2 separate regions of the Mus musculus genome follow, and region 1 is linked to region 2. The links are chromatin loops, found by intact Hi-C in ENCODE. Cell type or tissue: left cerebral cortex. All regions are shown on one strand.

Region 1 (8,000 bases), 390 kb after region 2:
CACTGAATGAACTTAGTATGTACATGTATGTGTAATGGTGATACTGAAGGAGACAGTCATGAACTTGCAAGGGAAGGGGCACAGAGGAATTGGAAGAGAATAGGAAGGGATGGGAATGATGTCGGTATAGTTCTAATGTATAAAATTGTCAAAAATAAAATATAAATTAATATGAAGAAGAATAAATATTAAAAATATATCCATCCTAAGGAGAGTGCATTGGACAAAGTGCAGACTGGCAAACTTTGAGGAGAGACTTTCTGCAGCCATCAAGGGAGGAGGTGTGGGTGAATGGGCAAAAGACTGTACTGGTAGATCTCTTCCTTAGCAAACTTGTTTGGAAAAGTGTAAGTATACCACCACTTTGACTTCATCACAAACCTTGAAAGCCGTTGGAGTAAAATAAGCTGGAAGGCGCCCAGAACCTTTGACATATTTAACAGTATGAATTGGAGCTATTAAAATGCTGAGTTTAATCTTTTCAGCCAGTTCTTGATTTGTTGCAAATGCCCCCAGAGCTGAAAGAAATAATACATATGAATATAAACACAAATTATGTAGTTGTTGTTCTCCATTCTTAACATTTTCTGCATAGATATGTTTTTTTCAACAGAGATTATGTTTGCTTTTTGCAGACATTTAAACTCGTTCCTGAAGATTTCCCTTAATTTACTCATCTCTTCAATTTGCATCTCCCCCCCACCACTTACTGTGAATGATGCTGTTTATGACTTACCATTAGAAAAAAAAAAAGTCTGGAAGAGGAAACATACTCTGGTCTTTGAGAGATCTCTCTAATAATTTCTGGAATTCTGTTACGTTGGCATTTTATTCTCTGCGCTGTTGTACTTAATTTGTTTTGTATTCTCACCAATGGAAGCTTATTTACATTAATTAAAGAATTACAGATGGCCTTAGAGTTTTTCACATATTTGGGGCTGACCGTAATTAAGAATCCACTCAGTACTCTTAAACATTAAAGTCTTCCCTGACTCTCGGAAGAGACACCTACACAAAGTATCACACATTGATTTTAACGATCTCTAGATTTTTAATGATTTTCCTTCACATGTCCTCCATGTAGAATAGCCGGCCCACTCGTATAGGTGCACACCTATATATCAATCTACTTATCTATCTACAATCATTCTGTCTGTCACATTATAAATTGGAAAAATGGATACATTAGTTAAGAATATCTTCCTTGACCATCTGTTCTTGGTCACATTTGTCCTTTGAAAGTATATTCTTTGTACAAACCCAAACAATCTCAATCAAATCTGTGTAAGAGCTGAATGAGACAGTGGAGACAGATTCATAGAGCATTTTCTAAGAAAATGGACACTCCAATTTTCAATATATATAATGCCATTTGAGAAAGAACACTCACGTGAGTACACACACACACACACACACACACACACACCACACAATGATTAGTCTCATAACTTCTAGGTATAGAAAACCCTAGGAGTACTTCACATTATGGACTTAATTTAAATATTTTATGCAATAGATACTGTGATTTCAACATTTTACATTTTAAATCAGGCTACAGTTGTTATCATATGTCAGAGCTTCTCTGTGTTTTACCAAGTGGTGTAAATTATATGTATATGTTTGTTCTTCAGCATACAACTTCAACATTGTTCTTCCTTGCATACCGATTAGGGTTCCTTGAGAATGGCCAGCATAGTAAATTTGCTTTTGTCCTGTTTTCTCCAGAATGAAATTAATGATGGCTGGAAGGTCATATTTTATCATCTCATCATAACTGCAAGAAAACAGAATGGAGAAAAAGTGATTTAGTTACTAACTAATAGGCAAATAATTTCTGTTTTAAGTGATGTCTCTATGTGATCTATATGAAAGGTAACATGGTTCTCAAAGTGTTGGCAATTATCGATTACTATCCATTTGTTCACTATGTTGCCACCTTATGATCACCATTTCTTTGTGATTACAAATTTCCCATGACATTTGTCCACAGTTATTTACATTGCACAGAATTAAGATATCTTTGCTATGTGCCTAGTGAATGAAATGTTAGACATAATTCAGAGCACTTTTGCTTTAGAGTCAATTTTCTAAAAATTCTAGGTTCTTCATATGACCATTATATGATTTAGAATTGGGAAGTAGGTTGCAAAATCTATGCCAAGGTTCCTTGGGGGTGGGAGGGAGAGAGAGAGAGAGAGAGAGAGAGAGAGAGAGAGAGAGAGAGAGAGAGAGATTGCTAGAGGTATAAAGATGAATACGTAAAGGAAGTTGATTAAACAAATTAATGAGATAATATTTACATAATTCATACACAAAATCATGCACACACAAAAAAATCAGAATGCATGCTTAAAGAAAAAGTAATTGAGAATGGTTGTAGGCAAATGTCTGTTTTCCAAATCATTTTTAAAAATATATCAAATTTACTTCAATAAAACAAGTTTATACAGACATCGGTGAGCCTTTTGATAAAACTCAGTGAGTAAAGGCATTTGTTACCAAGCTGGTTGTACTGACTTTATCCCCAGGACCAACATGGATAAAGTATATAGCAAATTTTCTTAAGTTGTTTCTTGGCCTCTCCAAACAAACTGAAGCATTTACATACATATACACACACACACACAGACACACACACACTGAATAATTTTAAAATTAACTGGATTTATTAGTGGACTAATATTTCAAGAAGACTATAATGACAATTTTATTATAATTATTAGGTATAGTAATCATAATACAAAGGTCCAAACTATATTACCCAAATCATTCTTTTAAAATCATTCTAAGTGAAATGTCTTCAATTCAGACCCACAAAATTATTTAACCATTAAACTATTTGACATTCTTTTAACACAAAAGTAGAAATCACAGGGAATTGTTCCCTACCTAAAAGCCCAGAATTCTTTAGAATCTGGGTTGAGGGTCACGTGTTTCTTTGCCCAGGTACTTCCTCTGTTGTTTCCCAACCACACATCATACCCAGCATCTGCTAGGATGAAGGCCAGGCTGTTGTCAGGGGGATTGGAAACCCATACACCAGCAGTTGAAAACAAGCCAGGGAGACAAAATACTACCATCTTTGGGGCTGCAAAAACAATCATGAACATGCTTTACACCATTAGAGTCTACTGACAATGTAAGCAAGAAAATCAAATATTCATAATGGAACCAAAAGATTTTGAAACTAGCACACAGGGATGTACTAAGACTTCATTTCACTTATGTCAGTTAGTCAATCAATATGGAACTGCACACACAAAAAAGAGTTGTTTTTATAGGATTTTGATCTCCTTCCTACCACACCCTCATCAACCATAAATTTTCCTATATCTGTTAATCTTTTAGATTTTATAGTTTGTAGTTATTTAAAAGGAATGGTTCATACTATCAAAAATCCAAGAGTCAAATGTACAAAAATACTAATTGCTAAACATCTAAAGATTAATATGCAGTTTCTTTTAAAATTCACTGGACTCTAAGAACATCAAGGGCTTCTAGGTGGATATGAGGAATGGACCAAATCATATGTATTAACATCTGGAATATAAACTATGAATACTCACAACAGGTAACAAAAGGATTTCCCAGATGCAGTGTGCTTGAAAATTATTTAGGGGCTCAGCTACCTCTGTAGAAGCACATTCTTGTTCTCACAGGGACCAATGAAAGCTTGGTTCCTTTAAGCCCCTGTTGTAGTCATGGGCACCATGGATCTCTGATTACTCTTTTGAAATCACTCACTTTGGAGGTAACTATTTTGTAAGTCATAGCTTAGCATGTCCTTGCCTCAGGGTGCTGAGAGCTTCAGTATGTATCTCACTCAGATCTTACCTGAACTATTAGCATTGTTCTTCCCATGAGGAATTCGGTTAATTGGAAGAATGTAACCATCATCAGTCACAACCTCATATTCTTCACTTGGATATTCCCAGTGTTTAATAATCTGACTCTACAAGAGAAAACATGCAATAATGATTTTCATGAATTTTGAAAATACTCATTTCTCAAGTTCCTTAAAATAGAATTATTTCTTCCTGGTATTAAGTCATCATTCTGGTCACTGTTCAGATTGTAAGAGATGCAGCCATTTAGAAAGGTTCAAATAAACTCACAGAGATAAAGCAGATGCATTTAATTTTATTAGTGATAAGAATAGCTTAGAAAATTGTAGATAGATCTACCTGAATACCCAGCAATACCACTCTTGGGTATATACCCAAAAGATGCTCGAGCATGCCACAAGGGCACGTGTTACACTATGTTCATAGCAGCCTTAATTAAGATAGCCAACAGTTGAAAACAACCCAGATGTCTCACAAATGGAAAAATGGATACAGAGAATTTACACAATGGAATACTACTCAGCTATAAACGAGGACAACATGAGTTTTTCAAGCAAATTAGAAAATTTCATCTTGAGTAGGTAACTTAGATCCAAAAAGACATGCGTGGTATATACTGACTAATACGTGGATATTAGCCAAAAAAGTATTGAATACCCAGGACATAACACAGAGGACTCAAGAAGGTTAACAAGCTGAAGGACACAGTGGGGAGGAAAGCAGTTTTGAGGGCAGACGGTGGGAGGGGGCTGGGAGGGAGAGGAGACAGAAAAGTGAGGAGGGGAACATGATCAAGTATTGTGGGGGGAGGTGAACAGGAGTGAAGCCCTGAGGGCCAGCAGAAAGAATGGAAACAGGCAACCTTGGGAGGTAGGAGGTGGGGCAGACCCTCCAGAATGTAGCAGAGACCTGAAAGTTGAGAGATTCTCAGAACTCAAAAGGAGGAACCGTAGATGAAGTCCTACAGTGGGGAGTGGGAACTTGTAGAATCCACCTCTAGTGGCAGGACAAGTGGAGGAATGGGGTTGCCACCGCACAGTCAAAAGCTCTGACTCAGAATTGTTCCTGCCTGAAGGAACTGCAGGGACAAAAATAGAGAAGAACATGAGAGAAATGAGATTCAGTGAGAGGCCCAGATTGGAATCCAGCTCAAGCAGCAGCCAGGGAATCTGACACTGTTACTGATGCTGCGGTGTGCTTGCAGACAAGAACCTAGCATGGCTGCTTTCTGAGAATCCCAACAAGCAGCTGAAAGAATCAGGTGCAGGTACCAGCACCCAATTAATATACTGGACAGAAGCCGGGGACCTCTGTGGTTGAATTAGGAAAAAGTTGGAAGAAGCTGAGGAGGAGGGCGGGCCCCATGTAGAGAGCAGAAGCCTCAATTGATCTTACCGCCGAGATCTCTCCAACATGGAGACACCATCCGGGCAGCATATGCCAGCTGATATGGTGCCTCCAACACAGATACAGCCGAGGTTTGCCTGGTCTGGCCTCAATGAGAGAAGATGTACCTAACCCTCCGGAGACTTGAGGCTCTAGGAGGTTGGGAGTTCTGGTGGGGTGGGGTGGGGCTGGGGGCATCCTTTTGGAGATGGGGCTGGGGGAGGAGGTATGGAATGGGGAGCGGTCGAGTGGGGCAGACGAGGATGGGGATGAAGCCAGGCCTATAAAAATAATTAAAGAATTAAAAAATAAATTAAAAATGAATAGCTTACAACATTCATGTTAGATTCAGGATTCTTGTTTGGTCCAATTAAACAAAATATTTTTCCAAGTACATGGATAAGGCACATTGTTCTCAGCAGCCACAGCATTTTAAACCTGCAGGGAAATAGTTATTTTCATGAAGGAGCAAAAGGCATGGTACTGTGTATCTCAGTTTATTGCATATATTTTATGTCCATATGCAGCCTTCCTTCACTGAAAATTTTCATATTATATAATAAGAATCTTAGATGAACTCAAAAACTTTAAAATAAATACAGCAGAAAACTATGGGACAAAGAACAGCTTAGATATAATTAAAAGTCAGCTTAGATATAATTAAAATTGACAATATGTTTTATAAAATCTGCCTGTTTCTTAGCAGTTCCTAAAAACAAAATAATCTTAACTAATTTGCTTATAAAACCTCACTGATGCCTATTTGAGGTTTACCCGAAAGGACTAAGATTAGTATACAATTTATTGGTTAATGATTTAAAGAAATTACTTAATTTGACATTTGATTTGACAAGCATCCAAGCCTTTAGTTTTTTTTTTGCATCAGAGTGAGGATAGGAGGAAAGGTTAAAAAAATGATAGCAGAGATGAATGAAAAACCAGGTGAATGGATTTCCACATGTTGAAGATATGTATTACAAGGAATCCTTTCTGTCCACCATAACTTTCCTGCCTTCTTTCCTAACTAGGTATTCCACCACTATTCTTTGAATTTCTAAAATATGTGCTTAAAAAAGTCATGAGACATAAACATCTCTTTTCCATCCCCTCTCTAAGCCTAATTTTAAAGTGCCAATTGAGAACAAAGTTTTAATCATCACAAATTTGTTAGTTTAGGTGAACCCACTAGATTGCGTCCCTTTTCCTGTTCCAAGCACAGGATGTGGCTTCTTGTTTTTCTTTTTTTTCACCTTATTTTATTATTCAATTCCCTAATATCAAGATACCAAGCAAGGTAAAAAAGAGATATGAATTAGACAAATAGTCTTAGTAATAAAATCAGTATTGTAAATGCCAACCTTCATGGTGTGCTCTCTCTCTCTAAATACTATCTAAATAATGTCTAAATAACATCTAGCTGTTTTACTACTGAGCCTAAACCAATACAATTAATAGCGTATCATACTTACTGGTCCCAAATATAATTAATTTGATATCTTGTAGTCCAAATAAAATTTTAATTCTCTCTTTTTTTCCCATCCTGCTCACTATTAATATAGCATGAATGTATTTTTTGGATGACCTTTTATAGAAATGGACAGTGCCTACTTTAACCATGAACTTGGATGCTTGTCAAATCAAATGTCAAATGTTGCAAAGCTCTCACAACTGACACGGTTTCTTAGCTCTGGACTCATCACCTGCCAATACCCTCCTCTACAACTGCAACCTTAGTGTGAAGACTGAAGCTTTCTTTAGATTTTAAGCTGAACAACCACTCACCAGGCTGTATTTTCCTCAAAATAGTAATTATAACCATATTTCCTTACTGAATAATTTGAAATCTGAGATATATAGTACAGAATGAACAAAGTAATAGATAGCGATTGTAAACAATGCCACTTTAAAGACATTTTCCCCTGTAACTCACTTAAGAGCAACATGTGTATAGATTTGGGAGATGATATCTTCAGAACATAAAAGTGACAAAGCATGATTAGCAATGATGTTTTAAAACATTCAGAAATGTCTAATCCCATATCCCGGGGGGGGGGACCCTCACATATTGATAATAGGGAATGCATATGGTACTACTCGAATGTGACTTGTGTCCCAGGGTCTATTGCTGGGAGGTTGCTGTTCAGAGTTACAGTGCAAATACTGTGGAACCTTTTGGAAATGGGGCCTTGTTGCAATTACTATGTCAGGAGAACCTCATCATTAAATGGATCCATGCTGTATCTCAGAAGTAGGTCACATATGGGTGGAAGTGATGATTCCAAAGGACATTTTGTTATAAAAAAAAAAAAGGCAAAAAATGCATCTGGCTTGTCTCTATCATTTGATTCCTAGATGTCTCTGGGACCCCTTCTCCACACACTTCTTACTGTACTATGTTTCCTGGCATTTTGCAGCCCCCAGAACTGAGCAAACACCATTTCCCTAAAATCTACAGAAGACTGAACCATATGGACCCATTTTACAATGCATCCACTGTGTGGTGTTTTCTTTCAGACTCAGAAATTGGGCAAGATCATTGTTCAAATCTATTCTAAATAAATATTCTTTATTACAGTAAATATCGTAAGCACAATTACAGCCACTTGTAAGCTACATGTGGCAACCAATGGTTTATGAAAGTATTATATAAAAATTCAAATAAAATATACTGTCTCACAAGATAGTTCTACTATTATTAACATTTCTGTGTTACCTTAAAGCTCTTTCCATAGGAACATCTCTGTAAGTTCTTTTCACAGGTTATCACTT
Region 2 (8,000 bases):
CACACAGCTATATAGATAGAAGACTAACAGGGATTAGACATTTTATAAAGGTAAATGTGTTTCTATTATATTGTTATTACAGTTCATTCCCAGCTTCCTTCCAGTGTTTTGTGTGTGTGTGTGTGTGTGTAGTACAGACATACCTATCTGTGTTTAAGCATGTGGAGGCCAGAAAGAGGAGTCTATCAGATGTTCTTTACCCAATGTTTTGAGGAAAGTTTTCACTGAATGTGAAGCTGGCCATTTCAGCTAGATTGACTGTCAAACTACTGAGATCTCCCTGCCTCTGCTTGGGGTACAGGCACTTGCTGCCACACCCAGCCTTTGTGTGGGCTCTGGGGATTTAAATGTAGGTCATCTTGCTTTCACAGCAAGCCTCTTACCCACTAAGCCATGTCCCTATCCAGTTTCCTCTATTTTAAGGAGGAAAATAGAAGCAAATTTTTCTTGTACCATTTCTCACAGATTGCATTTTAGCAGCACCTGGAAATGTTTTGATGAGACCTGAAGACATAGGAAAGAAATTTAAATGTACTGATTAAAGTGTGTAGAGATTGAAGGAAAGACCATCCAGAGACTGCCCCACCTGGGGATCCATCCCACATACAGTCACCAAACCCAGATACTATTTTGGATGCCAACAAGTGCTTGCTGACAGGAGCCTGATATAGCTGTCTCCTGAGAGGCCCTGCCAGAGCCTGACAAATACAGAGTAGGATGCTTGCAGCCAACCATTGCACTGAGTGCAGGGTCCCCAATGGAGGAGTTAGAGAAGGGACTGAAGGAGCTCAAGGGGTTTGCAGCCCCATAGGAAGAACAACAATATCAACCAACAAGACCCCCCCCCCCAGAGCTCCCAGGGACTAAGCCACCAAGGAGTACACATGGAGGGACCCATGGCTCCAGATGCATTTGTAGCAGAGGATGGTCTTGTTGGACAATGGGAAGAGAGGCCCTTGGTCCTAAGAAGGCTCAATGCCCTAATGTAGGGGAATGCCAGGACAGGGAAGCGGGAGTGGGTTGGTTGGTGAGCAGGGGGAGGGGGAATGGGGTAGAGGATTTTCAGAGGGGAAACCAGGAAAGAGAATAACATTTGAAATGTAAATAAAGAAAATATCAAAGAAAAAAAGAACAAACAAAGAAAAAAAAAGGGAAATTCATCTATAGTTTGTATGCTACTTTCCAGCATCCCTGAAAGAACATTGTACGGGATAAATACATGTCATAATTAGTCAGCAGGGAGAACTGTGAGAGAGAACTACACAGGCTTACTTTCCTCATATCAGGGTTAGAAAAAAGTAAACATATGGACAGGAAAGAGAATGGTAAATGTAAATACTACTGTGCAAAAGCAGTTAGATAGTTGTTTCTGCAAAAGAAACAAACTATTGTTTTTTAAAAGAAGCCCTATCTCAAGAAAGCAAACAAACAAAGCAAAACAGTTAGTAAGTGATAGCTACAGTCCTTTTGTTACTCTCAATTATCCCACACTAGTAAGTAACAATGACAAATGAGAAAACAACACAAAACAAAACAAAACAAAACAAAACAGAACAGTAGAAAGTCAGAGCTGTGAGATTTTTTTTTCAGTGTTTTAAGTTGGAAATTTGAGGTGCAGACACTGAAGATTAACTATGTTGACATCCCCATTGCTTTCACTATGTGTATAAACAAAATATACCTCTGATTATGAAGTAATTAAATGCTTTAAACAATAAAAATGGTCAAATATAAACAACAGCAACAACAAAAAGCAAAAACAAAATGCCTCCATAAAAACAAGCTATAGGGCATATTCTTAATTATTGATTGCTGGAGGGATAGCCCAGCCCATTGCAGGTGGTATGATATCCATGTGAGGAACATAATCATTCACTACCAATGAGTTGGTCTTTAAGAGAAGCACAATCTATTGGATTCAATACATCCTACTGTTATGCCAAGGAGAGGGATAGAAAAGTGCGTTTGTATACTCAGAAACACAGACATCTTCCCAATCTTCAAAATAGAAATGTACACAAGAAAGTTGAATAAATGATTACACACACATACTATCCTATTTTGGATATCATTAAAGAAAAGAAAGCAAGTTAAATTTGTTGATTAAAAACATGCCAAAGATATGAAACAGAAAGATACTGAATAGTTTCTATAATAATCCCCTTTGCTCATATTTTAAGGAAATGAATATAAACAAATGAATAGTAATTAGTGACAGAGCTTTGTTTTCATGCATAGGAAAACCAAAATTTGTAAAAGTGCACACACTCAAAACTGAGGTCAGGGTTATTTGGAGGAAGGAAAGGCTGACTGAGAGTTTAACTATTTTCATAATCTATACGATACCAGCATTTAACCCACAACTTTTATCCTAAGAGACAGAGAAAATCCATTTCCCACCTGACTTTTTCAAGTAGTACTTGATAACTGAAGAAAATCCTTGAGGTGCCACAAAGTTGCAATCTCCTTCCTTCCCTTTCATTCCTTCAATGGGGGATGTCAGAGGCTTCAAAATTCCATGAGCTAACAGTTCCTCATAAAAACTGAAATAATCATTAAATGTAAATGTATAGTTTAATTAGCTCTACAACTGTCTTGCTTTATCTAACCATTTGACATTAAACATCAAATCACACTATAAATCCTCATATAATTAAGCAGTGGATATGATTTTAAACAAAACTTGAAGAACAGAAATGCTTCAAGAATATGTAAATCTGCTGATGTTAGCCAACTCCTACTTCACTCTATAAACAAGAAAAGTACATAGAAAAGTATTATATGCCTCATTTTAAATGTGCTTAGAAACTGCCCCACCTGGGGATCCATCCCATAAACAACCACCAAACCCAGACACTATTGCAGATGCCAACAAGAGCTTGCTGAAAGGAGCCTGATATAGCTGTCTCCTGAGAGGCTCTGCCAGTGCCTGACTAATACAGAAGTGGAACACAGGGTCCCCAATGAAGGAGCTAGAGAAAGTACCCAAGGAGCTGAAGGGGTTTGCAGCCCCTTAGCAAGAACAACAATGTGAACTAACCAGTAACTCCAAAGCTAACTGGGACTAAACCACCAAAGAAAACACACGGAGGGACTCGTGGCTCTAGCTGCATATATAGCAGAGGATGGCCTAGTCGCTCATCAATGGGAGGAAAGGCCCTTGGTCCTGTAAAGGTTCTATGCCCTAGTATAGGGGAATGCCTGGGCCAGGAACCAGGAGTGGGTGAGTTGGGGAGCAGGGGAATGGGGGAGGATAGCAGACTTTTGGAGGGGAAACTAGGAAAGGGAATAACATTTGAAATGTAAATAAAGAAAATACTTAATAAAAAAATAAGGAAAATACTGACTGTCATTACTATCTGCCATCTTCCACACCAGCAACTAACTACATGTTATTGAGGGTCCCTTTTTATTGTTCCATATACAATTTCATCCAACCTTCATAAGGACAATACGAACATGTCATTGTCATAAGAGGCAAAGTTTAAAATGTTTTAGAATGGATGATCTGTATCATTTTACACCACATATGTATCTACTAAAACTTGTGGTGACTAACTTACTTTTGGTGCTCTTTGACATAATGAGGAGAGCAGGTGATGTACTGAGCTCCCAAGTCAGCTGTGCATCGGGGATTATGAGGACTGCTGGCAGTAATCATTCTTCCCCCTTAAAATAATTCATAAGCAACTGTCAGTCATAAATGAACTTCTTGAAATTGTACAAGTCACCCTAGCTTGGTTGCTTTATTGTCTTTGTCCAAATACATTAAACTCATTAAGGTAAGCTAAAGACTTTATATCGCTCATTATCTTGGTTATTTGGTCCTGTTTTTTTTGTTTTGTTTTTTGTTTTGTTGTTGTTGTTGTTTGGTTTTGTTTTTAATTTGAGGAAATAACTCATGAAACTCATGAATAATACAGCATTGCTTTACAATGTCATTAGTACAAATTGTGTTAATCTGAACAAATGAACGAATTAATGGATGACTAAAACTAAACGGATGGAACGCCACAAGGAGTAAAAAAAACGTTCCTCAGTCAGGATGTACAAGAAGGCCTCTTATTCTAGACGTCTGGGAAGTCTTGGTCGAGGTGGATTTGGGGATCTGCATCCTGGAGAAAGCTTCAATGATAGAGAGCAGCTTAGCCCACAGGGCTCCGGTGGGCGGATGCTTGCGGGTCACAAGCTTCCCTGGGCAGGGCTCTGTGCACCGCCTCTGGGCAGGGCTCCGGGTCCAGTCCTCTCTACACCAGAAGCGGCTTTTGGGCGGCAGCAGCCTCCAGTCACGTGACAGCTCTCACACGGAGAGCGCTCAGCCGCGGCGTCTGCGCCGGAGAAGCCCCCACTGACTGGGATTTTCTCTCAGAGCGACTGGGTGGCCCGCCTACTTCACCGAGGAGAGGCCTGTTACGCTCTGGCTGTCCTAACAACTCACCTATATCCCCACCCTTGTCTCACAGGCCGAGGTACAGGGGGGCGGTTATTTCCTTCCTCAGCAGCGCGGCACACAGACTTCCGGTTAGCCCAGCGCCCACGACCAGTACCCGGGACATGGCGGCTGCCCTTCGGCTAGGCCGCTGACAGAGACGCGGAGCCTCGCCGTCCCACTCTACCACTGTGTCCCCGCGTGGGTCAGGCAGGGCGGTGCCCTGCGCGAGACGTCTGCTCCTGAGAGCGCGGAGAACCCACAGGGGTGACTGAGGCCCCGGCGACTTTCTGCCCAGGCCTCCACCGGGCAGCTTGGTTACCCGGTGAGCCCCAATCCCATCGTCCCCTGGAGGATAAATCAGGAAGTCACCGCCAGTTGGCCTCTTGAGGATGACTGAAGTGAGGGAGAGGAGTCAGCAGCAAAGCCACAGCCAGATTTCTTCTGTGGTTTTATAGGCCTCTTCAGGTGACAGAGGGTTTTGAAATCAGAGACTTTTTTTTTTTTAATCATTGTTACACCACCTCAGAGACTATAAATTATGTGTCCTTCCTGACATTGGCTCCTCAGTGACTGCAAAATGTGGAAAATAATACCTCCTTTCCAAAGTTGTGAAGAATACAGGTACTTGGTTCACCAGAAAATTTTGTCTCACTTACCATGTCCACAAATACAAACTTCTGTGTCAAAATGGGATCACTGTGAATGAAGGAATATTCTGTAAAGTAGAATCTGTCACTACCATGGCCCTGGCATCAACTTTGCCCTAAGAAGTTCTCAATTAAAAAAAAAAAAAAAAAGCAATGAAAAATAGGAACCATTAAAAATAATTACCTGAAAAATGCTATGGAACCTTGACAATAGTATCCAATAATAAAAACAGTTAAAAGTCAAGTTTTGCTTAATGTGTTCTGATGACAAAAATTCCTGTCATCAAATTTTTGTTTGATCAGTTTTTTTTAATCTAAGAAAAGAACTTGAAGAAAATGTGGGTGAACATAGATACCCTAAGAATACTTGTAAGCTTAGCAGTAAAAGAACAGGAAAAGCATTGAATGCAAAATGATTCGAAGCTGTTTTTAGAGTTGTTCAGTTTACATGAGTATGTGGACTTTCTGTTGCTTTTGTTATTGAAGTCAAGTTGTAGTCCTTGGTGATCTGATAGAACGTGTGGGATTAATGCAATCTCCTTGTATCTGTTGAGGCTTGTTTTTTGTTCAAATATATGGTCAATTTTGGAGAAGTTTACACGAGGTGTTGAGAAGAGGGTTTATTTTTTGGTTTGGGGATGAAATGTTCTGTAGATATCTGTTAAATCCATTTGATTCATAACTTCGGTTAGTTTCATTGTGTCTGTTTAGTTTCTGTTTTAATGATCTGCCTATTGTTGGAAGTTGGTTATTGAAGTCCCCCACTATTATTGTGTGAAGTTCAATGTGTGTTTGAGCTTTAGTCAAGTTTCTTTTACAAATGTGGGTGACCTTTCATTTGGGGCATAGATGTTCAGCCTTGAGACTTCATCTTGGTGAATTTTTCCTTTGATGAGTATAAAGTGTCCTTCTCCATATATTTTGATTAATTTTGGTTGAAAGTCTATTTTATTGGATATTAGAATGGTGACTCCAGCTTGTTTCTTAGGACCCTTTGGCTTAGAAAACTTTCCAGTCCTTTACTCTGAGGTAGTGTCTGTCTTTGTTTCTGAGGTGTGTTTTCTGTATGCAGTAAAATAATGGATCCTGTTTGCATATTTAGTCTGTTACCCTGTGACATTTTATTTTTGAATTGAGTATGTTGATTTTGAGAGATAGTAAAGACCAATGATTTTTAATTCCTGTTATTTTTGTCATTGGAGGTGGTATTATGTATGTTTGAGGCTCTTCTTTTGGTTTTGTTGTGAGATAATTCATTTCTTGTGTTTTCTTGGGTATAGTTACTTTCCTTGCGTTAGAGTTTTGCTTCTAGTATCCTCTGTAGGGCTGGATTAGTAGAAAGATATTGTTTAAATTTGGTTTGTATCATGGAATATCTTCATTTCTCCCTCTACTGTGATTGACAGTTTTGCTGGGCATAGTAGCCTGGGCTGCCATCTGTGGTCTCTTAGAGTCTATATGACATCTGTCCAAGATCTTCTGGCTTTAAGTGTCTCTCTTGAGAAGTCTGGTGTAATTCTGATAGGTCTGCCTTTATATGTTACTTGGTCTTTTTCCCATACAGCTTTTTAATATGCATTCTTTGTCCTGTACATTTTGTGTTTTTATTATTATGTGGCAGGAGGGTTTTCTTTTCTGGTTCAATCAATTTGGTATTCTGTGGGTTTCCTGTACATTTATGGCTATCTCTTTCTTTAGGTTAGGAACATTTTCTTCTATGATTTTTTGAAGATGTTTTCTGGCCCTTTGAACTGGGAATCTTCACTCTCTTCTATTACTATTATTTTTAGGTTTGTCTTTTCATTGTGTCCCAAAATTCCTGGATGTTTTGGGTTAGGAATGTTTTATCTTACTTTCTTTGACTGATATGCCGATATCTTCTATGATATGTCCTACATCTAAGATTCTCTCTTCCATCTCTGGTATTCTGTTGGTCATGATTGCAGCTGTAGCTCCTGATCTCTTTCTTAGGTTTTCCATATCTAGGGTTGCCTCCATTTGTGATTTCTTTATTGTTTCTATTTCCATTTTTAGGTCTTGGACTGTGTTGTTCTATTCCTTCACTTACTTGATTGTATTTATTTCTTTAAGGGATTTGTTTCCTCTTTGAGGCCTCTGTTTTCCTGTATTTCTTTAAGGGAGTTATTTATATCCTCCTTAAAGACCTCTATTATTTCTATGAGATGGGATTTTAGATCAGAATCTTGCTTTTCAGCTGTGCTAAGGTATACAGATTTTGCTGTGGTAGGAGAACTGGGTTCTGATGGTGCCAGTTTACATTGGCTTCTCTTACTTATGACCTTGTGCTTGCTTTTTACTCTGCTGTTAACTGTCTTTGGTGTCTTGTACTGGAGCAGCCCTCCTTAGAGATAGGTAAAGCTGTGTGACTGGGGTTAGAGCAGGCTTTCTGGGAGGCAGGCAGTGCTGTCTCTGAGTAGGGCAGGCCTTGTGTGTCCCTGTTTAGAGTAGTCTTCCTGTGTCCCTGTCTCCTTGTGTTCTTGGTTATGGAAGACCTCCTGGGAGACAGGTAGGGTGAAGGGGGTTGGGGAGGAGCAGACATGCTGATCTGCCACACTGCCAGTCTGTAACCATGAATAGTTAATCTACTTTGAACTCACTCTTGGCAGATGATTGAGCTTTTACCCATCTGTACTGGCTGGTTTTGGGTGTCAACTTGACACAGGTTGGAGTATCCCAAAGAAAGGAGCTTCAGTTTGGGAGATGCCTCCATGAGATCCAGCTGTAAGGCATTTTCTCAATTAGTGATCAAGGGGGAAAGGCCCCTTGTGGGTGGGACCATCTCTGGGCTGGTAGTCTTGGGTTCTATAAGAGAGCAGGATGAGCAAGCCAGGGGAAGCAAGCCAGTAAAGAACATCACTCCATGGCCTCTGCATCAGCTCCTACTCCCTGACCTGCTTGAG

The links. A loop is a pair of places that touch in the nucleus more often than their neighbours do. Peaks named below come from ENCODE experiments on the same cell type or tissue, not always from the same donor. Only the 100,000 strongest peaks of a DNase experiment are listed, where the experiment ranks them.
Region 1: a loop joins it to region 2, with 2.2 times the contacts of the local background. A loop is called at or near these places in 2 of 42 quality-filtered maps.

Annotation. Positions count from the first base shown.
Region 1 is chr19:33,781,791-33,789,790 of GRCm38, forward strand. Lipo1 (lipase, member O1) reads right to left here and starts at 5,662. Exons shown (of 9, transcript NM_001323065.1): 1 at 5,564-5,662; 2 at 3,835-3,952; 3 at 2,890-3,088; 4 at 1,665-1,774; 5 at 382-518. The coding sequence starts at 5,662. In left cerebral cortex, no CTCF peak of the experiment used is centred here; DNase peaks (open chromatin) are centred at 4,949 and 5,656; H3K27ac peaks cover 452 bases.
Region 2 is chr19:33,387,517-33,395,516 of GRCm38, forward strand. It overlaps Gm29998 (predicted gene, 29998), which reads left to right and starts at 4,285. Exons shown (of 4, transcript NR_166828.1): 1 at 4,285-5,053. It also overlaps the pseudogene Rnls. In left cerebral cortex, a CTCF peak has its summit at 4,765; DNase peaks (open chromatin) are centred at 4,267, 4,520 and 4,736; H3K4me3 peaks cover 1,375 bases; H3K27ac peaks cover 900 bases.